Regions from separate parts of the Mus musculus genome. Here all the other regions are linked to region 3. Evidence: chromatin loops called from intact Hi-C (ENCODE). Cell type or tissue: heart. All regions are shown on one strand. Region 1 has its middle 55 kb from the start of Upp2. Region 2 overlaps Gm46743 (a long non-coding RNA gene). Region 3 holds the start of Ccdc148 (coiled-coil domain containing 148). Region 4 overlaps Pkp4 (plakophilin 4). Region 5 overlaps Pkp4 (plakophilin 4).

Region 1 (5,000 bases), 460 kb before region 3:
GAACCTCAGGTAGTGTGGCTTGATGGTAGGTGCCTTCCCCCGCGGAGCCATCTGCCTGACTCTGTTCTTACTGTAAATTTCACAGTAGTGGGGAATCAAGCCGAGAGCCTTGAGCAGTCTGGCAAGTGCTCCATCACTAAGCTGTATCATTTGCCCCATATTGACTTCCTTAAACTTAGAGTTCCGTGGTTGGTGAAAATGCTTCCTTTCAAGGAGAGGATTAAAAAAAACCCATATATATATGTATATATATATATATGTATGTATATATATGTATATATATATATACATATATATATATACATATATATATATGTGTGTGTGTGTGTGTGTGTGTGTGTGTGTGTGTGTGTATGCACAACAGTTTAAGGAACTACATGGCACAGAACAGAACAGGGGAGGTACTGAGAGCAGTCCCTGAGGGAGGAGGGAGGTTTTCTTAGCAGGCAGAACATGGTAGGAGCCATGCAAGGATGAGGCTAAGCATGACAGACTGCGCAACTCACGGGCTGCAGATGGGGCTATGCTATGGTGCGCATGCCGAGGAGAGACGGGGCTTTATGTAGAAGTGGCTTACGGATCCACTTGAAGGCAGGATTCGAGAATCCTTGAAGGCTAGGTTGGTGGAGAAAATTCTCATCCAGTTTTGAGTTACTGATAGCAGTGCCCTTTATATCGGACAGACACCACACATTGCTTTATGAAGAGCCATGGAGAGGCCCCGAGTCAGAGCAGGGGGTAAATATAACGTAGCGGTTTCCTGACCTTTCTTATCACTTCAAGCTCCTGTCCTAGCAGGCTTCTAAGAGAAACAGCACGTTCTTTTCGGTGTTTTCCAGCATCAGCCTCTCATTCCTAAGCCCATGAAACATGCTGCGTAATTGCCTCCAGCAAGCCAGAGGTCATTTATGGCAGCACGGGGAGGCAACATCTGGTGATTAGAACTTAAACTTCAGGGCTCTCCATAAAGTCGGGCCTGAAGCACTGTGGAGAAGGGAAGAGGACCCAGGGATGGTGGTGGTGGTGGGGGCGGGTTGAGACTGGTTTTTCTCACTTGAAATGAAGGTGATCACCATCGAAGGTGGCCTCACCTGTATGGAGGAGTATAGCTATCCATTCCAACTAGGCCTTCTGTTCTCATCCTTGGCCACAGTGAGAACAAGTCTGTTCTGGCCTCTGCAGTTGCTCCCCCCAGAGCACCCACCTTTCTCCTGACCTTAGTGAGGCTCTCTGTTCGGAAGGTAGTTGGGATGAGACACAGCTCTTCGATGTGACTCCCAGTGGGATGGGTTGGTATAGACATTAGGTATGCTGAACTATAGATTCAGTATCTGGATCTTCTCCAATAAGCAGTCCAATGGTCACATAGCAAGAGGGCAAGGAAGAGAGAAATCTGGGTATGGGCTGTCTGGCAGATGTTCCCCACAATGGTCAATTAATTTCTTGGTCAAGTTGGCAGCAATAGTAGACTTGCTCCATACAAAAACAGACAGCTTCCCTGTATATATAGTACCCTCTAAGAGGATGTAGAAGCGCCCTTTCTGAAGTAGCTTCTTCATGAGCCTGTTCAAGGGATTAAAATGACACTACTAGGGTGAATTCACCGGATGTTAGCATAAATCTCACCCCGAGGCTCTCTTTCAAAATTCGGTTTCTCCAGGATCCAATCAATTCTATCTCTTGCTTTATCCCAACCTGTTAATAGCAGTGCACTGACCTCAAAGCAGGAGGAGAAGCGGCAGAAGGCAGCCAAGGGTAGCCAGTGATTTAAGTAGAAAAGGCAGAGACTACAAGGGCTGCCCTTCCTTCCTCCAGGATTTGCCCCAAGCCAACAGAGACCCTGTCATGCAGCAGTTCCTGGCCCAGGGGACCCACGACCGGGATAAGCTTAAAATGTTGAAATGGATGCTTTTCAAGTCTAGACTCACATTGTGCCTTTGTGAAGGTAGGAAAAAAATACATAGCAATGCAGGAGCTTGAGCAAGGTCTCCGATTCCAGTCTTTAGCACAGAACTGCTCTGCCTGGCGCTCATGCCTGCACATTGAGGGACTTTGCCTTTGAACTTGGACGGGAATGCAAGTCTGTTCTCCCTGGAGAAGAGGCCTGTGTGATGGGCAGGCAGTCCCTCCATCAACCTCAAGAGACAGTCTGGCTTCATTCAGCTCAACTGGTTACAAGAGAGACGAAAAGTGTCCAGCAGGGGTCAGCACATTCAAAGAAGCCTGGATGCAAGAGCCTGTGTATACTTCCCAAACCATCGTTGTGTAAACAACCTCAGGGCCTGAGAGTCTGGAGCAGCCTTGAGTGGCAAGGCTCCCAAAGAAGAGATTTGGAAGCTGAACTGAAAGTCCTCTTCTTCCTAGAGATAACTGTGATGTATCACGAGCCTAGTGCTTCTAAACTCAGTTGAAAAGTTCACAGTGACGGATGAGAATTGGGGGCACCTGATGGTGGCCTGTGTATGTTCCTGTGCCACAGGGGGCTGTCCAGTTCGACCTTTCTCTAAGGAAAAGCTTGTTTAAACCAGTTTTAGGATTTTTCTCTCCGCCTAGTGGACATCTCAAACTGCAGTCACTGGAGAGAGCCCTGCACCGTTCTGTTCCTCCTGGGAAACTCCATTCTGCACAGAGGCAGTCCTGCACCAGTTAACATTGTGCACACTGGAAGCCTGGGGTCACCAGGGCTTTCACAGCACTCCCTCCCCCGCCCCCGCATTTCTGGCCCTGTATCGGTGGGTGATCAGGAACACGTGATGGGAAGATATGGAGAAAGGCTGTTTGCCTAGTGATATCTCTGTCTGATCAACATTTATCAGAAGACTGCTATTTACAGAGGCAGCACATAGAGATATAATAAAACTAAAGACCTGTGTTTAGGGAGGTCAAGACCTTGATGTCGGTCTGGTTTTTAGTTGTTGACCAGCATCCAAGCCTTCTCTGTTGTGCTGGTTCCAATCAAAGGACTCTTCCCCAGTTCATAAGCTCATAAGGTCATCCTTCAGACATCAGTGGGCCCAGACTATGATCTGGCTGGCCCATTAGAGGCTACCTGGGCAAAAGTAGGGGTATTATGGGTGTCTTATAACCAGAGTAGTATAACTGATCCATCTACTGATGATATATGCCAAAAATTTCAACCCCACCATTTAGCACTCCAGGAATGAGATCGGTGTACCTCAAGGTGTTCTTATTTGACACTAAAAGCAGTTGTTGAAATATATCATGCAGGTAAAAGCTATGTTCCAACATAAACTATTGCCAAGGTACTATTATATGTAAAGGCTGAGCAGAAGTGTTCCCAGCTTTTCTGTTCATAAGCGGGTGTAGGGAAGGCACAGAGAAACACACAACTTCAAAATCAATCAACTATAGATTTTTGACACTGATACTGTGAATATAAATGCTTGTGGAAGGGAAAAGGAAGATAAGGCCAGTTATTTTTAAGTCCTCAACATGCCAGTGTCCTGTCCCTGGGCAGAAGATAAATATTCATTGAATGAATGAAAGAATAGTGAATAGTTTAAGGGGGTGCAGGCAGAATTTCTCATTTTTTTGCTTGATGCTTGACAGGTACCAGATAGGCAGTCAAGGAGACCCCAAGGTCTTCTGTATGTTCTTTAAAAACGGTGGCACATTTCCAGCAAAATATTGGCTCTGTCTAAAGTCTACATGAGGCTGAAAATATTTTCCATTTTCAAGCTCATTTATTTTCTTGCATTCTGTATACATTCTTATATCTGAAAGCTTCAAACTGACATAAAGAATAGAAATGTGTTGGTCCTTATAAAGCAGATATAGTATCTCTAGGGATATTGTAAAAAAAAAAATTACCACAGACAGGGTAGCATCCAAACCCGGAAGTTTGTGCCCTCACCGTTATCAAAATGAGGAGTCCAGACAGTCAGAAAGTAGGTTCCTCTCAAGCGAGCATGGTTCCTCATTTCTCTCCTAGCTCCTGTGATAACCAGCAATCCCTTGGCTTATGGTTTTATTATTTCAGACTCTACCCCTGTTTTTAAGTGGTGGTTTCTGTGTTTGTGCATCACTCTTAATATACCCATCATTTCAATAAGGATTTCCATCGTATTAGAAGCAGAGAACATCATACTTCAGTATGACTGTGTGTTGGCTGTTGACCACCCATATGATGGGTAGCTACCATGTGGTGGCTCTGTTTCCAAACAAGGTCATATTCTGGATGAAGAATTGGGGGATATAACTGAATATATAACAAAGGACAAGAGAATACCTGATCCCAACACATGTTGAGTGCACCGAGATCATGTTCCAGTAACATCTTAGGTGTTATTGGCTGTGATTTGGGACTGCAAGTTCACAGGGCTGAAAGGTCCACATGAAGCCAAAGCATCGGAGGACACACCCACACATGGATAAACATGCTCTTGCTTTGACCCTTCTCTGCCTCAGTTCAACAGCCACTTAAGAGGAAAATACTTTGTGTTCCACCTCCAGTCTACAGACCCGTCTTATCTTTAGACTCCCAACTTTGAAGCTGTCCAGAATATAGAACTTCTCATTTACATCAACCCCACCAGCTTTATGTGCTGTTCTTAGTCAGCTCCACTTCCTGGGCCCTTTTACCCGCCAGATTGTCAAAATGGCTACAGTATGTGCAGAAACGTAAGAAATATCCCACTTGTACTAAAAGGATGAGGGGATTGTGTCTTTAGAATGAGTGCATACTAATGCTAGCAATTTAACGGGCTATATGGACAGCCCCACTCTGATTGTACCAGTAAGGACCATCTGTACCAACGCAGAGATGCTCTGCCAGCCATGGCTAGTGTTTGTGTAGGTTTTCACAGGGCAGATGTTGGAAGGATATATATTTTGTGTTATGCAGTAGCAGTAGACAGGCAACTAATATTTTTTTCCAGTTCAGTTATTCATATCTCAGCCTGCTGTAGAAAGAAGTCATTTCATTCTGCAGAGAAGGGAAGGGGCTTGGCTCTTCTCTTTCACCCTTGAGCTGGAACAGC
Region 2 (5,000 bases), 240 kb after region 3:
AGTACAGGCCATGTGCACAGGTCACAGGTCACAGGTACTGTACTCACATATGCACTGGACTCTGCACACAGAGTCCAAAAGAAGGCGCTGGATCTCCTGGATCTGGAGTTACAGTCAGTTTTGAACCACCTGATACGGGTGCTAGAACCCAAACTCAGGTCCTCTGCAAGAACAGTAGAGGGTCTTAAGATCAGAGCCATCTCTCCAGTGCCCAGACAAGCTGTATTTGATCTTCACCCTCAACATACTCCAAGAAATCCTCACAGTAAATTTCCTGGGTAAAGAACATGCCCAGCTTTTTCATCCAGTGTTTCCCAAATTAAACCAAACAGAAGATTCTTCTCTAGGCGTCTAACGATGTCCTGTCAGAGTGGCCACTTTGGAAATATTGAGAGAACTAGCTCAGGGCTCAGACTCTGCAAGGGAGGGGGCTGGTCTCTCACTGCATTTTAGAAATGGGTGGGCCCCAGCACTCGGGAAGCAGAGGCAGGCAGATTTCTGAGTTTGAGGCCAGCCTGGTCTACAAAGTGAGTTCCAGGACAGCCAGGGCTATACAGAGAAACCCTGTCTCAAAAAAACAAAACAAAACAAAACAACAAGGGGTGGGGGGACATTCTGTCCTAATGGAGCATGCCCAGCAGGGCTGAGAGAAACAATAATTCTTTGCACTTTATTGACTCTGGTAACTTGTAAACCTTTATCTCATATATATATATATACATATATACACACATATATACGTATATATTGATATATATTATATTAGATAGATAGATAGATAGATAGATAGATAGATAGATAGATAGATAGATAGATAGATAGATAGATTACAAGAGGAGTGTATTACTGTCTCCATTTTGCAGGTGACATGGTCCAACAAAATGTAGTATTCTTACATGAGCTGTACTGACCAAAGGCTTGTCATATTGCCTGGAGCCCCATCCTGACAGGAGTGGGTGTGGCCTAACCTTCTCTACCAGCCTTCCAGGATCTCTATCCTTTGTCCTCCCTAACCAAAATCACCCACGGGGCTGCTAGTAGCTCACTGGTGGCTCACTTCCCCACCCAGGGCTCTACTGGGATGCCCTTCCTGCTTCCCAGAAGCCTTTGTTCCATGAAAAACAACTTGTTTTCCAGATCAAGACCTCTAGGGAGGTGAGGGGAACTAGAATCCTAAATACAGGATGAGGATCAAAATTAGTCCCTGACCCCTCACTTCCTCTTCAGCCATTACAGGCTGCTGTGCAAGTCAAGAGAGGAAGTAGCCTGAGAGTGGATTGACTGAGAAGAAAAGAGCAACATGTCCCCACTCCCAGAACTATACAATAGAGATTTGTCTGCTGTGTGCTTCAGTAGTCAGAGGAGGAAATGACCACTCGCTCTTATTTGGGGGACAGTTCAGTGTGGGGGCAAAAGATCACCACAGAAAATAAGGCACAGGATGACGCTACCACAGAAAATAAGGCATGGGATGACACTGTAAAAACGAAGCATTTGTCCCAGGGAGATCGTCTGAAAGATGCTCTTTGACTGCCTCCATGGTCATCACAGCCCGTCTTTTCTACACACGGTGAGAGGAGTGGACAGTTCTTCCTAGAGGAAAGAGATAAAGGACAGCAAGGAATTTTATGGTTGACATCACTGGTCTGACCAGCTTTGCCAGGAAACAAAATCAATGTGTCCCTGCAACTAGTTCTTCGGTTTTAGTGACTCTTTTTTGACACTGAGGACGCTGAGATTTTATAGTCTGAAATGTGCCCGCAGCCTCCATGTCTGCCCGCCACTCTAGCTATAAACACCAGCTATAACCTGCAAGGGAGAAACAGTGCCAGCTGTTTATTCTCTAACTTGAGTTCACTTTTACAGTTTGACCAGGAGGGCTTGAGAGATCAGATGTGGCCACAGTGTAGATTTGAGAGGCAGGAACATCAGAAAACCACATATCTTGGCCAAAGCAGCAGGTCCAGGCAGTGGCCAGTCTCTGTAGTCAGTCCAAGCCCAGCATGGGAGCTCTGGGCATCTGGAGCAGCCTGGAAGATCAGATAAGGGGAAGCTGACATGGGAAAATCAGGCAGAGCAGAGGCCAGCAGCAGGCACTTAGCATAGCCCGTCCTTGGGTGGAGCCCACAGGAAGGAACAGGAGTGTCACGGCAGTACTGTCTCTGTTATGTGTTCCCTCCAAACACTACGGAAATGTGTAAAGTGTACGATGAAGGTCTCTGAACAACAACCCAGCCATTCCTCTTCCCCTCCTGCCCCCAGGTCATTGTCCTCCCTGGTTTAATTTCCAGATTATTGGAGCAGAGTTTAAGATCATGGGCTCCAGAACCAAATGATCCAGTTCAAACCCACACTCAGCTCCGTCCCAGCTGTGAGGCCTTGACTACAGCTGCCCCCTCTTGTCTGCTTGCTCATGCACGAAACTGGGACAGCAGTGGTGTCTGTGTTCTGTGACTTAACTCACAGAGACACCGCAGAGCCCAGGCACGGTTGTGCCCACAGCCACTGATTTTATTGCCTCTGACCTCCCTTCCAGTGAGAAACAATAAACACGGGCAGCCCTGGTTGCTTCTTGCAGGGAGTTCGCAGACTAAGCTGAGTTCTGCAAATGTAGAGAGTCGAATGTTGTTGGAGCAATGTCCCCCATGTGGACATTTACAGAGAAGGACTCTAGTTAGTGGAGATGGGGAGTCACCCAACACTATGGGTATCACAGTATGCCCCACTCCCTCACCCAGCTGAGTCCTCAGAAGAAAGCTGGACAAGCCCAGAGATGCAGACTCTTGAGTTGGGAGTCTTCTGAACATAGACACACGCACACGCACACACATACGTGCGCGCACACATACAAACACAAGTGGGTGTATACATGGACAGACATTCAAATGCAATATAAATGTTAAATAAGCAAACACATTACAAGAATGGTACAAAAAAGGCAACACGAGAAATTGATTTCCTATTAAAAGTATCTTTTGTTTTCTTTTAATCCATGGAACGCAGAAATTCTCCATCAGATTTCTGCTTACACAAAGTAAACAAAATTTGTTCTGTCCTATGCACCCCTGCCCCCTCTCCCAAGTTCTGGTCTGCCTTCTTTAGCCTCCATCCCAAAGTGAGCCATGAGTATTCTAGTCTGTCACCAGCATGTATCCTTCAACTCCTGAGCACAATCCCTCATGCCACAGTGACTTGGTGTCCTGCGAACTTGGGACTCTGGTCCCTCCAACTGGCCATGCCCTAGGAAAGATTTCTCTGCTACCCCTAAAGGCTAGATGACCCTCCCTCTAATTCTTCAATTATGTTATGAGTTAAAAGGTAGGCATCAGAGCTGGCAGAAGCCAGAGACTTAGTTGGAGGCAGCATCATTAGCAACCCCATCTATAAAGTGGATGATACTAGTGTCAGGTTCAGGGGCTTGCAGCAAAGTTTAAGTGAGGTGATATAAATAAAATAAATGCCTATCCTCATGACAGGTATACAGGTGATGTTCAATGAAAAGAAGTTCTCCGTGTTACTTGCCAGTACGAGTGCATAGTAGTCAGACTGCTCTCCTTGGCAGTGGACACAAGCTTCCTTATGAGACAAAACTGTTTCTCTATTTCTCTATTACTCTGATAATACTGCACAGAAAACCAAACTTGAGACAGCAATTTATATAGTGCACCATTCACTCCATCATTCAACTGTTTAAGCCAAGCTCCGCTGGGTGGTTCTTCTGGTCTATGCTGAGCTCAGGGCTTGTAGGCTCTAGAGATGGGGAAGGGTTGAGGAGGGAGAGGCCCCATGCCTCTCCTTAGCCAAGACTGGGCTGATTCACTAGAATTCAAACCTGGCAGGCTCCTTGAGCAGAGGGAAGAACGTAAGGCCACTTGAAGCCCAGCCTTGAAACTTGTGTGCACGGTTGCTTCCATTGTATCCTCTCAGCTGCAATAGCAAGGCTAGCTCAGATTAAGGCCAAAGACTCAAGAGGTGATGGGTAGTAAGCTGGCTGTCAATCGAACACACCTAGGTTCCTAATGAAACCGGTTAGTTAGGGGAAAAGAAATGAACAGCAAAGGCAAGAAGAAAGAAAACCCAATTCCTGACCTCACAGTCGTGGGCAAGGATATTTACATCCCGGGTTGCTCAATATAGGCAATACGAAAATTGACCGCTCAAGCCATTAAGTAGTTGAACACTCCCGAAGGTACAGTAAAGAGACTATGTGCCAATTGGGAAATAAATCAAGATACTCCCCTCTGGAGCCCTGGCAAGGCAGATGAGTCTGGATTTATTGAGGACGCTAGGCCTCCTGACAGGAGGATAATTACAGGCTTCAGCACCATTAATCAGCAACCCGATGCCAACCGGGGGAGTCTATAAACCTCCAACTCTTCCTCTTCAAATTGACTTGGCTTAAAACAATTATTTAAATCCCAAATTCTTGAGCTTTTGGCCTAGGAGAAAGTAGGGAAAAAATGTCAAAAAGAGAAGTTTGTGTCTTTTATTAATTGTCTCCTCCAGAATATCATTTATTAATCTCTCAATAATTTGATGAATCTTCTGCTTTACACACACACACACACACACACACACACACACACCTTCTATCAGGTAGACTGCAACCAAGGATTTCCAGCTGTGATATCAGAAAACTCAATTCAGTGATGTGGGTGGGTGGGGCTAGCTAGCCTAGAAATGATGATCCAAAGTCACCCACCTATATGCGTGGCAGCCTTCATGGATCCATTCCTGTAGACAGACAAGACTGTTCTTTCCACAGGGTCTGTATCCTTTCTTTCCCTCAATACCAAATAAAACAGCCTTGGCCGGGCAGAATGTCCCAATCCTCTGACTGCTGGAGTTCCAGGGTCAGGGGGTTCCCATGTTTTCTGCTTCTCACAGTGCTCTTAATGTGCCCTCTACTCCTGGGATGGCCTATGGAATATTCTTCTTTACTTCAAAGTCCTTTGTTCAGGAGCCAAATGTAAGAGATTTGGCTGCAGAGTTTGCAGAGC
Region 3 (5,000 bases):
CTTTCCCCACAAAATATAACAAGGAAAATTAATATCCCTTATTGTGAAGGGAGATAGTATAATATTTTTTTCTTTTTACTAAAGAGGATATTATGAAAATAACAAAGCCACCAAAAGAAGAAACATGAATACATCGGTGGCTATATGCTAGAGTGGTACTATTTTTAAAATATGTTATGAAGCAATATCATGTGTAAAAGTTCCAGATTAATAGCTACCATCTAATTATGAACATCACTCATCAAAAATAATTAGCACGAGCAAACTAGCACAAAATGATTTAAAATGAAAGTAGAGCACTCATTATTAAAGGTCAAGATTTGGGTGCGAATGCTCCCCTGTCCCAATTCATCATTTCCTTACCGATTTTAGTATTAATCTGGAAAACTGCCAGAAAGCAAAAATCCATCATTTGTAATCTATTTTTTTCTTTTTGAGAAATCATTGGGATGAATTCTGGCACTTCTCCAGCCTCAGACAAACTGGGAAGAGCATGCACCTGCCAAGCTCAGCACAGAAAGCACATAGTCCAAGAGGGAGGGGCGGAGGAGAGATCAGACTTGCTGTTTTGGGAAGCAGAGAACTCATTCTGTTGCGGGCTGGTCCTTTAGTACAACCCCACTCAGTTTCCTTACCAAAATACCACGTGCAAGAAATCCTGTTTTCGTTGGGAGGGGTTATAGGCTGGAAGAACCAAAAATCAGAGGAAATGTAGACTCAGGGAAGGGGGAGTGGTTGGAGAAAGAATTCAAGTGACCCTGTGACGTCAGGAAGAAGCAGAGATTTAAGGAATGGAGTGGAAACTCACCGGGCTGCACAGATCTCAAAGGTCAAAATGCATATAGCCTCGCATGCTCCCCAGATGCAGGAAAAATGAAACGCCCACTCCTGAGCTTTCAATGTAAAGTAGAAGTCCGGGGGCTCAGTTGTTTCTGCCTTTGACGCTGGGGACAAGCCCTACCATGCAGAGTCTTGGCAATACTCAAAAGCAAGACCCGCCCGATTTCAGAGCCCTCTCCCGGGAATCCCCTAATACTCCTTCCCCCCACCCCCTCCCGCGCCGGAGGCTACAGACACCTTCATCTTCACTCCCCACCTTCTCCTGGCCCTCTAGCTCTTAACAGCATCGGTCTCCATGGCGACCTGAAACCGCAGCTCCCATTGGCTCGTTCAATATGAGGGCCGGGCCAATGGGGAGGGCCGGCCCTCTCCTTCCGCCCAATGGGGCGGGCGCGGAGCCTGTCTGGGGACGGCAGCGTGCTGACGTTCCCGGGTGCCGGGACTGGCCGGGCGGGCGGGCGGGCTGGCGGCGGGGCGGCGGCCTCTGAGCAGTCTAGAGGGCTCCGGGGCTGAGTGCGCGTGGACGCCGGCCGCGGCGGCGGCACTATGGGCACGGGGTAGAGGCGAGCTGCCGCCGCCACCGGGGTGGTGGGAGAGCCTCTTCGGGGGAGGGGGCGGGAGGGGAGGGAGGGGAGGGCAGCGGCGAGGCTGCCGCACTTCGGCCAGTTTGCTCCGGTGCCGCAGCGGCGACCCTTCGGCGTGGATGTCCCTGGTCCCTGGAGCGACGACGGCCTCCGCCTGAGCTGGAAAGTAAGTGCGCGGGGCTGGCGGGAGGGCTCGGGGCTCTGGGGTGCTAGCTGCCCAGAGCGCGTCGAGCCGGGACCTGGCGGCGGCCAGGCGCCCCCCGCGGCTCCCTGGCTCGGATCTCTCGGTCCCCGCCGCGTGCTCCGCCATCCCGCCCGCCTCTCCCCTCCCCCCGGCGGCGCACAACTTTGCCCCGCACAGCTCGGCGCGGCCGCTTTTCCTCCCGCACCGCGCCACCGCTTCTCGAACTTGAGCCCCGAGGCTCCCGCGCGCCGTCGTGCCCGGGACCGGCCGTCTGTGTGTCCGTCCCTCGCTCCACCGAAGCAACCGCCAGCCGTGCCTCCCACGCTCGCCCGGCGTGTCGCCCGGGCCCCCAGAGCAGCGCTGGTGCCCGTGACGACCGCCCGGAGGGTCCAGGGCTCCCAGCTTGCAGCTGCAAACCGCACGCTCCTCCCTAGCGGGCGCCCCAGCCTTAAGGCTCCAGGCTGCCCTCCCGCGCCGCACTGCCTCCTCGCGCTGCCAGGAGTTAGAGCGAGCAGCTGCACCCAACGGAGGGTCGTGGGTCCCTGTCCCCTCTTACTCCTTGGGAAACGAGAGGGCGAGCGGCGGGACCGGGTTTTGGCGGCATAGTGACTGAGTGCGACACCCGGCGAGCGCGGGCAGCGGAGGCGCCGCGGTTGCTCCGGGCGCCGCGATAGGCAGGTGTGTGCGTCCAACGGGCGACGCGCGCTGCCAGCTTGTAGGCTGGCGACAGATTGTGCTGGAATGCAAGGAATGCACCAGGGACAGAGTCCGCACGGGCCGCGGCCGCACTAGCGCCTTCCCGGCCCTGATCTCGCCGCGTAGCCAGAGGTCACGGCGCATCTTCAGAGCTGGTAAGCCTCGTTCACTCTCCTGCCTCCGCTTCTCTCCCTGCGGCAGAGGGCGGTGGAGAGGGAAGCGCGGTAGTTTTCTTGGGGCTCCAGCCTATGGTTCTGGATTTTTTGCTGCATTGGTCTCCAGGACCGTGAATTTAGGTGTCAGTGTACCCAAGGTTATTATTGATCGTTGCAGAAGGCTCTTGGCAAGTTTGCTTTTGCAAGATTTGGATAGTGCGTGGTTTTTTTTTTTTTTTTTTTTTTTAACCAGGGTTTTCTGAATACCAGCAGAGACAGGGCCGAATGTTCTTGAGTAAGCTTGCAGCCAACATCTTTTAGCTGTATCAGAAAATGTCTTTTAGTGCTCCAGGTCCGGGGTGTATTGCAAGAGATCTTGAATGCATCACTGCTGTCATGAGGATCGGAATATTTTCCATCGTCATACTGGGCTGTGTTTAGGCCTCGTATAATACATAATGAATAGTAACAGAGCAGCAGTGTTTGGCCAGCGATGGGACAGATAGAACTGTCTGGTACAGTTAAATTCGGGGCGTGTAAGTTACCACTGCAAGTAACCCGGGGACATCACAGTCATGTATATTTCAATATGTAATTTATTAGTGGAAAGCGCCATTTCTTTCTTTGTCACTCAGTTTAACTGAATAAAAAGCACAGTCCTACAACTTATAAAGATTGGTAAATATGTATAAAATTGGTAACGACTAGTATACATTTCCTTCCTTTCTTCCTTCCTTCCTTTCTTTCTTTCTTTCTTTCTTTCTTTCTTTCTTTCCTAAATTAATACAGAAAAGCAAAATTTTGACAGATGCTCTCCCAGAACCAGGGTTAGGTTTTTGCTTTTGAGAAAGTAGAAGAAATTGTCTCTTTTTAAATGGAGTATATCCCATGGAGCATTTCTGATACCTAAGAAACAGTTGTGGGAAATGGTATGGTGAAAGCAAGAACAATGTCTGGAGGAAGTGTTTCTGGCTGAAGGCATACGGTGTGTGCTTCCATTCCACAGTCTGCTTTGAAGGTTGCTGGCACTAGACAACCTTCTGCATTTGGTTATTTTCCCTCAGATTCAGGAAAATAAGCCAGTAGTTCAACCAGTCACCTGTCTTCTGACCCCTACTTTGCATGCATCAAGGGCATTGAAAAGTCTGCAGGCATTTTAGTTAAGACCCAAGGGAGAAGAAATGATAGGTTGTGTCTTCTGGCTTGCTACATTGTTTTTCAGGTATGCCTGTAGTCAGTGAACCTTCTAATTTAGAGGTTTAATTCCCCTACAGTAACAATGCAGAGGATTTGGGGAGTTTGTAAATGGCTACAGGAAACTTTTATTATGTAACGATACATTATAACAGTTTAACTCTTGGTTGTTTAATTTGACATGAAAATTAGAAAGTTAACTAGAAAGGGGAGGTCCGTTCTGCAGCACAGGCTTGAGGCTTACTTACCTAGCGTGCCTGAGGTCCCAAGCATTCCCTGTTCTTGCTCCCCAAAATGTAAACGGGAATTTATTTTCTCTGATTCACCAGAAAGGAAAGATTTTGTTCAGATATACAGAGTGCACGTGAGCATGATTGACTGAGCAGATAAGTCTCGCCTGCTTCAGGTAAGAGCAGACATTCAATTAGAAATACATCGTGTTTGTTAGTAAGACTTAGAGAGAAGGCTCATAATCTAGAACCATTGTGAATATAAAACTATCCTGACCAAAGGAAAGGTCCTCCTTACCGTCTTTTATTATGTAAGGAGAGGTGCTGCGGTTGGCAGCTGTATGCCATATGGAAGCTCCTGAGTTGGGAGGGATTGAGCATTCTGCTGGTTCTTACCTCTGGTTTTGGGTGGAGATAAGGTAGCAAGAAAATGATGGCAAGCCTGAAAGAAGGAAGCAGATGCTAGTGAGCCCGAGAGAAAGCCATACACATGGTTGCTGCATACAAGCTGCGTAAGCCAAGAGAATCCTGTACGTGGATCTGACATAACATAAGTTGAAAGAACTCTTTACCAATTTCAGTGTAATAATAAAAAACAACTGAGTAATCATATAACCTTGAGTATTTAGATGAAGTCAGCATTAAATCAGAACTGCAATTTTATTCCTTCTCTACAAATTGGCAAAACAAATTGTAAAAATTTAAACTACTTAAGTTGATTTTTAAAAATCTAGTTGTTGTCATCTTTTAAACTGAAAGCTTTTTTTTTATCCCATGTGTCAATATCCAGAGATCTATTTAAATAGATTTTCATAGCCAGCTTGATGCCAGCCACCTGGCACAATTATGTCCCTCAATTGACTCCTTTCAAAATCAAGATATTTTGAGAATGGCGTATATATTCTAATGTTTTTAATTTACTTTGGGAAGTAACTCCTTGCTTAAGTGTAAAATGGAAAACAACTTTCATTTTTAGTTGTTGTAGGCTTGTTCTAGAGCATAAACATGCATGGAGTTGTATGTCATGTTGAAAGTTGCCTTCAGCTTTCTGGGAGTAATTCCTTCCTCCATATGGAAAATAAGCTATAGTGCCTTTCTGCACTGAAGGGAAAGGCGG
Region 4 (5,000 bases), 120 kb after region 3:
GGAAGACTTTCCCAGAAGTTTAGTTAAATACCAACAATAGCTTTCAGACTTCAGGCAGTTCCTCCTGCCTTGGCTAATGAATTTTTAAAACCAGGGTCTTCAAGCCTCTTAGGGATTGGTGGTTTCAGTTTGCCTTCCCTATTCCTTGATCTTCAAGAAGATAAGGCAACACTCCCTTGTTAGCATCTATCTTATTGATTGACTTTGCTGTTCTTTACTTAGGTAGGGTAGGTAAGGATGCTGAGTATCTGTGCTTGGTGAAGAAAAACTATCAAGATTGGTGCTGAATTTTGTCTGATGTCCTACTTGTTCTGACACTCGGAGGATGAGTCACCATCTGCCTTTAAAAAGCTACAGATGAGGCCCCTCCCAAGCATAGGTCAGTTACCTGTTGGTGGGTGGGAATAGTTCCTGGAATATCAGAACTTTGAGCATTAGGGAGGCCCTGCTTCTTCCATACCAAGTGGTAGGGTAAACTGAGCCCAGGACATGGCTGATGGGAGTCACACTAAAGGGAAATTTCTCCTGACAATGGGAAGTTCTAGTCTTTCTGTAGGTGTTATATTTTAAAAGAGATATTCTCAGCAAAAAGCCAACAACATTCAAGAAACCTGCATCATAAAATGGTTAATCTGCCTCTTTTGTTTAAAAAAAAAATGATTGAAAAATCATTTAGAATTTACTTTTAAAATTGAACAGCCCTAAAAATTTCCCATTGAGGCATTCCAGTATCCTATTCAGTTCTGGATGGAATCAGGGCACAGTCTCTCCCCCAATAAGAGCCGTCCATGGTCTGGTACTAGAAACCAGGAACAACTACCACAGTTGTGATCATGAGAAGCACAAGTGAGTGCTTGGGCACGCTCTCGATGAAAAGGAGCAAGGGATCAACTCCCATTCCTGTTTCTTGAAGGACCTTCCAGGTCATCGAGGAGTACACAGTCAGTTTAGACAGTAGGGCCCACGCTGTGTTTACAGTTTCTGGAGTAGTTTGCATAAGTGAAGCTTAATTTGTTACTGGCCATGGTTAATTGCTTCAGTCATTGAAAGTTCTTTGCATCTAAGTGATAGACACAGACCTGAGAAGGGTGAGGAGATGGCATGGCAGAGGGTCTGTGGCTCCACTCTTGTCTTCACTGTGACCTCCCCACCGCCTCCCCAGTCAGCTGGTTCACGATAGGCAGGGGAGGGGGAGCGTTTTCTGAGAATGTTCCTCCTCATAGGAAGTGACACAAAGTAAAATTGAGCCTCACTAGACTGCTTAGTTTCCTGTATACAGTGCATACATATGTAGTTACATGGTACCTGAACAGCAGCCCTGGCATTCGAACAAGTCTTAAAAGAATTTTTAGACAGCTTCACACATTCTTGCCCCAAAATAGCATTCAAAGTGTGAAGCAGCTTGGCACATGAGGCAAGTTCAAGTACTTGCAAGTTCCTGGAATGCAGGCTTGTGTGGGAAAGGGCAAACCAAAGGGACCCTCAGATAGTTGCATTTTGTCTTCTGTGGGTCTGTCTGTACTTTAGCAGTGGGGGAATGCTACCCATTTATTGCTATTTGGTAAAGCTCAGTAGCAACAGCAGGAGACAGCCTGAAAGGATAAGAAGTCAAGGCCTTGAAGACCGATTAGAAGAAAGACAGAATGTTGCAGCCTAAATAGGATCAAAGGATGGATGCCCAACCTATGTCGCTGGTAGTGGGGGTGCCCCGAGTGAGAGCCATGCGTGAGCTTCTGCAGCATTTGTGTGAGTGGAAAAGACTTGGGTGCCCCGGGCAGGGAATAGCTCATACTTTTCAGGCTGAGTGACCCATGGTGCTAATAGAGTGGAAAGAATTGTAACATGTTGAGCATGAAGTGGGGTTGAAAATACTGGGCTCATTTCACAGGACTTGCTGTGGTGTTTGTTAGTCTTATGATGAGCCAGTTCTGATTTTTAGTTACCAGCAAGCCTTCTTTCCTGGTTTGCATAAGCAGAAAGATGGATGATTACATATTGATTCATAGGCTCTCAAGGCTTATGAGCCAGATTCTAAGCCTTGGTGGCCAGGAGCAGTGCTCACTGCAGTGGCTGTGTCCATGGGGCAGTGCTTATTGCAGTGCCTGTGTCCATGGGGCAATGCTCACTGCAGTGCCTGTGTCCATGGGGCAATGCTCACTGCAGTGCCTGTGTCCATGGGGCAATGCTCACTGCAGTGCCTGTGTCCATAGGGCAGTACTCACTGCAGTGGCTGTGTCCCTGGCAAAAGCTCAAGTCACCACTCATTCTTCTTACGTGACTTCTTGTACCCTGCTCATTAGACAGCCCTTAGGCCTTGGCAGAGTATGAACAAGCAAGTTTTTTGTCAAGTTTCCTGACAAAAGACCAAATTCAGGAAGATTTTCAAACACAATGTACAACTCTAAGAAACCATTTTTATCTACAAATGAAAACTAATTCCATATGAATAGAATTTTACATTGATTTCTATATATTTTATGTAGCACAAAAAAATGCATAGTCCCTGCCTAAAATAAATTTTAAGACAAACTAATATTTTACTTAAAATTCAAAGCTTTGATGGTTAATTTGCCAGTAATCTTCTTTTTATTTGTTCTCCATCTCCTGGCCTGAACAGTTCTAAGCATATGAATCGTCCATTTAAATGATGGTTAGTTAATTTATTTAAAATTATGACGATATTTTCCTATTGACACAGAACTCTTGTGGATGATTCAGTCCTTGTGTGTGAAATGTCTTTCACATTCCAGTGGAAGATCCTAGAACACAAGCTACTTGGCACCTTCAGAAGGGACGTGAAAGGGAGCCAGGGCGGAGTCCTGTGGGCACAGTGCCTGTAGACACATGGTAGGCAGCCAGCGTCAGTTGGGAAGTGCTTCTAGGAATAGATGTTGCGGGGAGTGGAGAAAGGGAAGGAAGTGGGCCTGTCCTTCCCGGCTGAAGCTGCCTCTGCTGTCTCTCCCAGGAATCTGCCTCTCACGGCTCTAGAGCAGAGTGAGTCATTGAGCAGCATTTCAGATCCCGTGTATTTTGTTCTTCCGTCCTGGGGTCACAGAGTGAGCAGTTTGAGACTCCGTTAAAGTAAGAACTTTGAACACACTGTTCTGAAGAACACACACTTGTAGTTACTACACAATATTGTCAGTTCCCTGTCAGCTTAACTGGGTAATCTGTGCTCTTCCGCATATCTTTGCAATTTGGCTTATTTTTATTGTTCATTATTAGCTTATCTTCCTAATGAGTTATGTACATTACTTTAAATAGGAAGATGATTTTAGCTGAAGATTCCCATTGACTTAGGTATGCCCTGCTGTGTTTAGGGTACCTAAGGCCTTTTCAGCACTCAGATGCTATTTGTCTGATTTTTTTTTTCCCAATCCCTCCCCGCAACAACAACAACCAAAAAAAAAACCATACAAAACAATATGTTGGTACCTGCTCCTCGTGACAAAGGGTGAAATAAGTTATCTGCTTGAGCACGGTTAGGGCTTTCATCAGTATTTACCTCATTACTCAGAGCAGTGCACTGCTCAGTGCTTCTCACACTTTGTGAACACTGTATCTAAAGCGTCTCCTGTATGCCAGGCAGGCAGGAGGCTGGACCCATGGCAGAGTGGAGCCACACAGCCACAGCCTCTGCTACTCTGAGCAGAAGCCCAGAGTGGCTTGATAAGGTTGGTAGTTGCAAAGATGAAAGCCATTATAGAGCGTTCCATTAAAGTTAAACTCCCATGGTAGTAAAAGCTGCACGGGCTGTTATGAAGCTGCTCTGGATGGCAGTTTGGTTAGCAGCAGGTATTAATATTGACATAAGACCTGATTGTTTTGACAACTATACAGTGAGGCATTATCAGTCCTAGCGTTTGGAGAACTAATTTTGTGAATAAAATGAAGTAACAAAAGTTCTAAGAAGCTGGGCAGTGGTGGCACACGCCTTTAATCCCAGCACTCAGGAGGCAGAGGCAGGCAGATTTCTGAGTTCCAGGCCAGCCTGGTCTACAGAGTGAGTTCCAGGACAGCCAGGGCTACACAGAGAAACCCTGTCTAGAAAAACAAAACAAAACAAAACAAAAAAAGTTCTAAGAAACAGAAACTCATTGCAAGGAAGAAACTACTTTCTAAGCTGGAGAGCTGGAGGACGGTTGGGACCTGCCACCCGGAACAAGGCAAGTAGCCCTCAGTGAGATTTGCTCGCAGTTCCCCATCCACCACCAGCTGTGCCTTTGCAGTGCGGTAAAAGAGCACATTAGCTGGAGCCACAGGCTCAGAGCGCAGACAAGATGAGTATTCGCTGATTGGCTCCATTCATGGGAGCAGTTACCCTGCTTGCAACTGAGTCCTGGCCCTGGCATGTGACCGGCTGTGCCCATGATGGAAAGGGGGGCAATCACACACATTTTCACCAAGCAAAAGTCCCTCCCACCTTTTAATTCTTGGGGAAGACGGCAAGGAGTTAGAGAGGCGTGTAGAGCCGCAGCTCTGGCAGGTGACCTTCGTGAGCTCTATGTGTTTATTTAAGCTCAGAGTTACAGCTCTTTCATAAATTTTAAAGAAAAGAAATCTATGTTCTTACCCCAAAGGAATAACTTAATAACTTTGCTTGTGTGTGTGTCTGTGTGTGTGTGTGTGTGTGTGTGTGTGTGTGTGTGTCGTGTATCTGTCTCAGTGTTTAGGCACACTGGTTTTGGAATGATAGCAAGTAGCATGTTAGGTTTGACCTCAGCATTTCTAGTCACCAACATGTTTTATCTCTAAAATAAAATTACTTATGGCCCTGTGACAAAATTATTGTGCATATGATAAAAGAGCTAGTGTATTCAAAATGGAAATACATATAATACAAATGCTTAATCATCTAGTCTGTGTTCTATCTCACTGTCTGCTAATGTCATACTGTCCTGTGTCAATTGATCCATGGCAGAGAAAGGCAAAAAGGTGAACAAATATATTTTCACATGGAAATTGTTTTCTATATACATAAAGTATAAGCCAGTGGCCCC
Region 5 (5,000 bases), 69 kb after region 3:
TGGAGGCAGGAGCTGATGTAGAGACAATACAGGGGTGCTGCTTACTAGCTTGATCCAGATGGCTTGCTCAGTCTGCTTTCTTATAGAACTGAGAACCACCAGCCCAGGGATGGTACTACCCACAATAGGCTGGGCCCTCCACAATCACTAATTAGGAAAAGTTCCTAGTAGCTTGCCTTCAGACTGACCTTATTGAGACATTTTCATAATTGAGGCTCCCTCCTCTCAGGTGACTCTAGCTTGTGTCACAGTTGACAAAACTATCCAACACACAACCCAAGCATTTCTTCCTGAAATGTGATCTGCTTCTTAATACATGCTCAGTTTGTATTTGTTCCTTACTGAACTTCCAGTTCTGATTAGAAACCAGTCAGGACCACATGCCCAGTCACAGGAGGACTGCATGAGTCGGAAACCTGTCTCCTACAGCCCCACAAGTGCCCTGTGTTAGGCAGCTTCAGAGAAAAAAAGTGTTGCAGAAAGGAGATGGGCCAGAAGGCCTGTCAGTCCTGCTGTGTCAGCAGGAGCTTCCGGCAGGTGGTTCTGAGTGTGGAGTAGGAGTGAGGCAGCCAAGCACTAACAGCCCATCCTGTCAGAAAGCTGTCCGCTCTTGCATCTGTTGACAGGGAGGCCTCCCAATACTTTGGCTAAACAATATGGAAATAGATTCCTCAGTCATGAAACGGTCCAGGGAGCTTGCTGTCATTCCCATCTCTGGAGCAGACAGCGTCCAGTTCTGATAGGTCACCTGTTAGGCAGCACACACATCCCTTTGGAAGATGGAACTTGATCCTGGCTGCCTCTAAACTGAGAATTGCAACTCCAGTGAGCAGCTGTGGGCCCAGCAGAAGGAACCATCGCCAGCCAGCAGCCTTGGTCGCAGGAGAAGAAGAGCCCTGACACGGAGTGGGGACGCTGCCATCCACACCGTCTGATTCAGGCTGGGCTGCTGGTGAGTTGGTGGGCTGTAAAAGACCAGAATCGGAATCATTACTTTCATTCTTGTATTCCTGGGACCATAGTCTTGCTTGTTTTAAATAAGAAAGTACTACAGAGGACAGAACGGAATCTTTTCTTGTGCCCCAATATGAGTCTATTTTAAAGTAATTTTGAGTTAATTTTATCTTTAAGCTTTAAAATACTGATTTTTCTGAATCTTATAAATATTGATTAAATTTCATAAACTCAGTCTTGAGCTTTTATGTTCTTATAAAATAATAATGGAAATCATTAAATATACCAAGTAATCAATGTTCCTGTGAGATCCTAACTCTTTTGTTTCGATATTTGGGAAAATTAGTATACTAATACAGAATTTTTCAATTTGAATATTTTTAAACAACTAAAAAGTTTTCTCTCTAAAGTACTCAGAATCTCAAGTTACATTCATGCGTTTGTTGAACACAATTTTCACCGTTGCCTGAAAATTATTTCTTTTACAGTTTGTAACTGGAAATGAGTAAATTTCAAAGTATAATTGAAACTAAAATACTCATTATAGTTAGACAGAAAAAGTTTTTGAATCACAAACATCTATAAGAAAAAAAAAATGTATCTATCTTCTTCAACATTTAGTCTCAGTACCCAGTGGAACACCTGGTATACTCAGATCAGAGTATGGAAATACTTTTTGACTAAATCATTTAAAATCATTTGACTAATCACTTTAGTTTTAAATTTAAAAATCACCCAGTTTTACTCTGTGTGAGCAAAACTATAAGAAATAACTTTGACTATAGTAAGTACCTCCAGATAGACAAGCACTCACATGTACTATTATGACTGTTGCACTTTTAAATAGGACAGACCTGAGATCTAAGTGTGTTAAGTAGCCATAGCGGGCTACGGGACTCAAGCAATTAGGGTCTGCTTCTGTCTCCCACAATAACCTCCAACCCAGCACCAGTCACAGAGCCGAGCTCTTGACCATGGCCACTGATTAACTGGAGCAAAGCATGCCTAGCTACACAGAGGTTGTAAGCCACTCCCACTCGGCGGGCGAGAGTAGTTAGTCGCTGCCTGGTCTACAAAGCAAAGGCAGCAGGGTTACTCAGAGAATCCCCGTTTCAAAAAGACAAGAGGGAAGGGAAATTTAGTCGGCTGACTTCAGAGGGGCAGCCTGAGACCCTTGAGCAGTAAAAACCTTAGAAATGCAGAAATCATTTTGTGAAATTGTTACTCAAAACATTGTTATGCTATTATAACCAGCAGAAGGAAAGCACAGTTATTTTCATTTGGGGTGTATTATACTAAGAAATAAGGCTCAGAGTAATTTAGGCTTCAAATGCTTTGAATGGACACCGAGACTTGCTGCTTTCATGTAAACATTCTCTTCACCACTCCAGGCTCCCTTCGTGTTGGGGCCGGCCAGCGGCTCACATGTCCGGGTTTGAGCCTGGGAGGCATCTTGGAATCTGGAAGAAAAGAGGGAGCCTAGGCGGATTGAGAAATAATGGAACCAAGACAAGCTAGTTCAAAGGTTCAAACTTTTAATGGCAGACACGCTTTATAAAAGAGGGGGGAAAGCCCATTCCCGACAATTCATCCTTGGAGCCTGGAACCAGCTGCAGGTGATGACATGCAGGATATGGCATATAGTCTCCAGAATAGCTCCAGGGCCTCTCAGCAGGTAGCAGTATCTTGAAGAGGAGCAGTAGCAATGGCAAAACAATAGAGTGATCTAGGGAGAAGGCTCCACCCTAGATAATCTCCTTAGTGGCAGCAAGGTCAAGTTCTGGCTCAGCCTGCTTCAGGCTTATGGGAGGGAGGCTACACCTTCAGATGCCTGTTCCATGTGTTTCCTTGTGCTGTTAGATGGGCCACAAGAGGAAATGAGAGTGGTGGTTGGGCTTTGAGCAGTTTAGTGCGTGTGGCAAGAGGCTGACCCACACTTAGAAGCCGGCTCATGTGGCTAACTAGACAGAGGCAGGAAGTATCTCTGCGTCCGCTCTACCTCAGCTGTCACCCACAGAACTGTTAGTTTGAGGATTTGCGTTCACAGCCTATGGAAACACGCCACATGCCAGGAGTTGCATGTATACAGCCCTCGTGACCCGCTGGTGAACATGGGGAGCCACAGCAGTGGAGTTGGGTGTATGGAGCTGAGTTGATGAAGCCCCACTGTCCCACCTGGAGCCCTTACACATCTCAGAGGCCTCTCCCAACAGGACTGGGATTCAGTTCTGTCCTTCACCCATGACTGCACAGTGCCACAGGACACCCAGATCGATCCCTTGTCGCAAGCCTGAGTACAAAAGTGAACAGACCTAACCCATGTCTTCCACATTCACTTTGGCGGCACCAAACACAAGCCACTTGGGCATTGCTTCCAGTCACCCATAAAGCCTGGGAACACACACCTTCCTCTGGGAACAACTTCCCTGCCAGACATCGAGGCCTCCACTCTCCATCCCGCTGAGGCTGAAAGCCGTTCTCTCGTTGTCCCCATGCTCCTCATACACTGTCACCAGCAAAGCTTTCTGAAAGTGTATCTGAGAAGTGCAGAGAGAAAGAGCGTTTACATTTTAATATATTAAATTGTGATCTGCCAGAGGGCAAGTATTCTACGCTCTACTCAAACCTCCCTACCCTAGTGCTTTTCCTATAACAGTGCAACAGTCATGGGGGGCTGCGCAGGCGCAAAGGCCTGGAGTGTCCTCAAACCCGCATTTGACTCATAGTCTTTGTACTTATTTAAACTCATAGTTTCTAGCCATATCTATGAATAATTATAATCACTCATATAAATACATAGATATGCAAATATACCTACACCCTAGGACTGTGATCTAGTCAAGCCCGGTGCCATCCTTTTTCCTGGTTATAAGCTCATGATGACATTCCACAAGTGCATTGCCTAATTTAATTAGTTGAATGCTTATGAAAATTCCATGAAGGCAGAATCTCTACATAAATGCTAAGAATTATGATTACCGTCTTCACTTCATCCCCATGGCTCAATTTTTACTCTGCGTGTTCAATCTCTCGTCATCAACTAAAGAGAGTTTATATGCAATGCCTTTGACAGTGCTGCAAAATTTGAACCATATTTTTAGCTGAGGTAGATACTGACATTGGCTTGTTTTTGCTGATTTGAATCTTGAAAGAATTAAATTCAGTTTAAATTGTGTCTCTTCAGTAGATTATATCTGCAAATAGATGTCGACATTTGAATACCGGCTATCAAACTCTCTGTACTAGACTGTCAGATTATTTTAAATTGTGGACTGAAATTGTGCCATTATTCTGTTTTATTTGAATTGGATTTTAAGAAGAGGATTCTATATAAAGCACACTATTTTTTGAATTGTTTGCTGTTTGCGACAGAGGATAGCTGTGTTGAAAATGACCCCTAACTGGCTGTAAGGGATCCTTGCCACCATCCCTGGCTTATAAGAGATTTTGAATTGCATAGATGAGAACAAGAAGAATGTCAAGAAGGGATGACTTTTAGATTCCCTAGCCATCCGAGCCACTTCTCAGTTTATTTTGCGTTGTCATCTTTGGCTCAGGCAGTGTTTCTTCAGACTTGGCACCACTGTCGGATGTGCCACTGTGTCTCGTGTAGGTCATTCGGGACGCTTGTAGGGAAATGTTCAGATGACGGCACCTGCGTACCAAAGGGACAGGCATTACCCATAGGCCCCAAGCCCCATGCTTTGGCAGTCTTTCTTTACAAAGTCATCACAAGCAACTTGGTCGGCCATCCTTCTCCATCTACAGGAGAGAAATGTGGGATTTGGGTTGGAGAAAGTAGCAGCTCAGGGCAGGAGCCAAGAAACGTAACATCGTAACATCGCAGTAGGCAGCTCAAGTGAGGTGTCAGGTTCTGGCAAATCTCACTTGTGAGATAAAAGATTTCCTTTCAAGCTGTGCAGCTCAGGAGAGGAGGTAAATATAGCAGAGTGAGCTGGGCAGCATTGAGGAGGGCACAGGTTATGGGGAGAGCCAGGCGTGGGCTTTAAACCCACAGAGGCAGAAAAAGATTTGGCCTGGAGCTT

Evidence for each region. Peaks named below come from ENCODE experiments on the same cell type or tissue, not always from the same donor. Only the 100,000 strongest peaks of a DNase experiment are listed, where the experiment ranks them.
Region 1: a loop joins it to region 3, with 2.6 times the contacts of the local background. A loop is called at or near these places in 3 of 42 quality-filtered maps.
Region 2: a loop joins it to region 3, with 3 times the contacts of the local background. A loop is called at or near these places in 2 of 42 quality-filtered maps.
Region 4: a loop joins it to region 3, with 2.6 times the contacts of the local background. A loop is called at or near these places in 7 of 42 quality-filtered maps.
Region 5: it touches region 3 in a loop (2.5-fold over the local background); 5 of 42 quality-filtered maps call a loop at or near these places.

The regions. Positions count from the first base shown.
Region 1 is chr2:58,697,922-58,702,921 of GRCm38, forward strand. It overlaps a transcript of Upp2 not described here. Among named protein-coding and RNA genes, the nearest start is that of Upp2, 55 kb to the right of the region's middle. In heart, a CTCF peak has its summit at 2,192 (motif pointing right); a DNase peak (open chromatin) is centred at 2,210; H3K27ac peaks cover 415 bases.
Region 2 is chr2:59,399,940-59,404,939 of GRCm38, forward strand. Gm46743 (a long non-coding RNA gene) reads right to left here. Exons shown (of 3, transcript XR_001783312.1): 3 at 799-1,593. Among named protein-coding and RNA genes, the nearest start is that of 5330411J11Rik, 16 kb to the left of the region's middle. In heart, no CTCF peak of the experiment used is centred here; DNase peaks (open chromatin) are centred at 1,162 and 2,152; H3K27ac peaks cover 723 bases.
Region 3 is chr2:59,159,539-59,164,538 of GRCm38, forward strand. It overlaps Ccdc148 (coiled-coil domain containing 148), which reads right to left and starts at 1,145. Exons shown (of 15, transcript NM_001372501.1): 1 at 809-1,145. It overlaps Pkp4 (plakophilin 4), which reads left to right and starts at 1,312. Exons shown (of 22, transcript NM_026361.2): 1 at 1,312-1,590. In heart, a CTCF peak has its summit at 2,508; DNase peaks (open chromatin) are centred at 1,163 and 2,253; H3K4me3 peaks cover 3,244 bases; H3K27ac peaks cover 1,524 bases.
Region 4 is chr2:59,283,575-59,288,574 of GRCm38, forward strand. The region is part of intron 3 of Pkp4 (plakophilin 4); the gene reads left to right. Among named protein-coding and RNA genes, the nearest start is that of 5330411J11Rik, 100 kb to the right of the region's middle. In heart, no CTCF peak of the experiment used is centred here; a DNase peak (open chromatin) is centred at 2,857; H3K27ac peaks cover 1,575 bases.
Region 5 is chr2:59,228,903-59,233,902 of GRCm38, forward strand. All of the region lies in intron 2 of Pkp4 (plakophilin 4), which reads left to right. Among named protein-coding and RNA genes, the nearest start is that of Pkp4, 71 kb to the left of the region's middle. In heart, no CTCF peak of the experiment used is centred here; a DNase peak (open chromatin) is centred at 2,849; H3K27ac peaks cover 757 bases.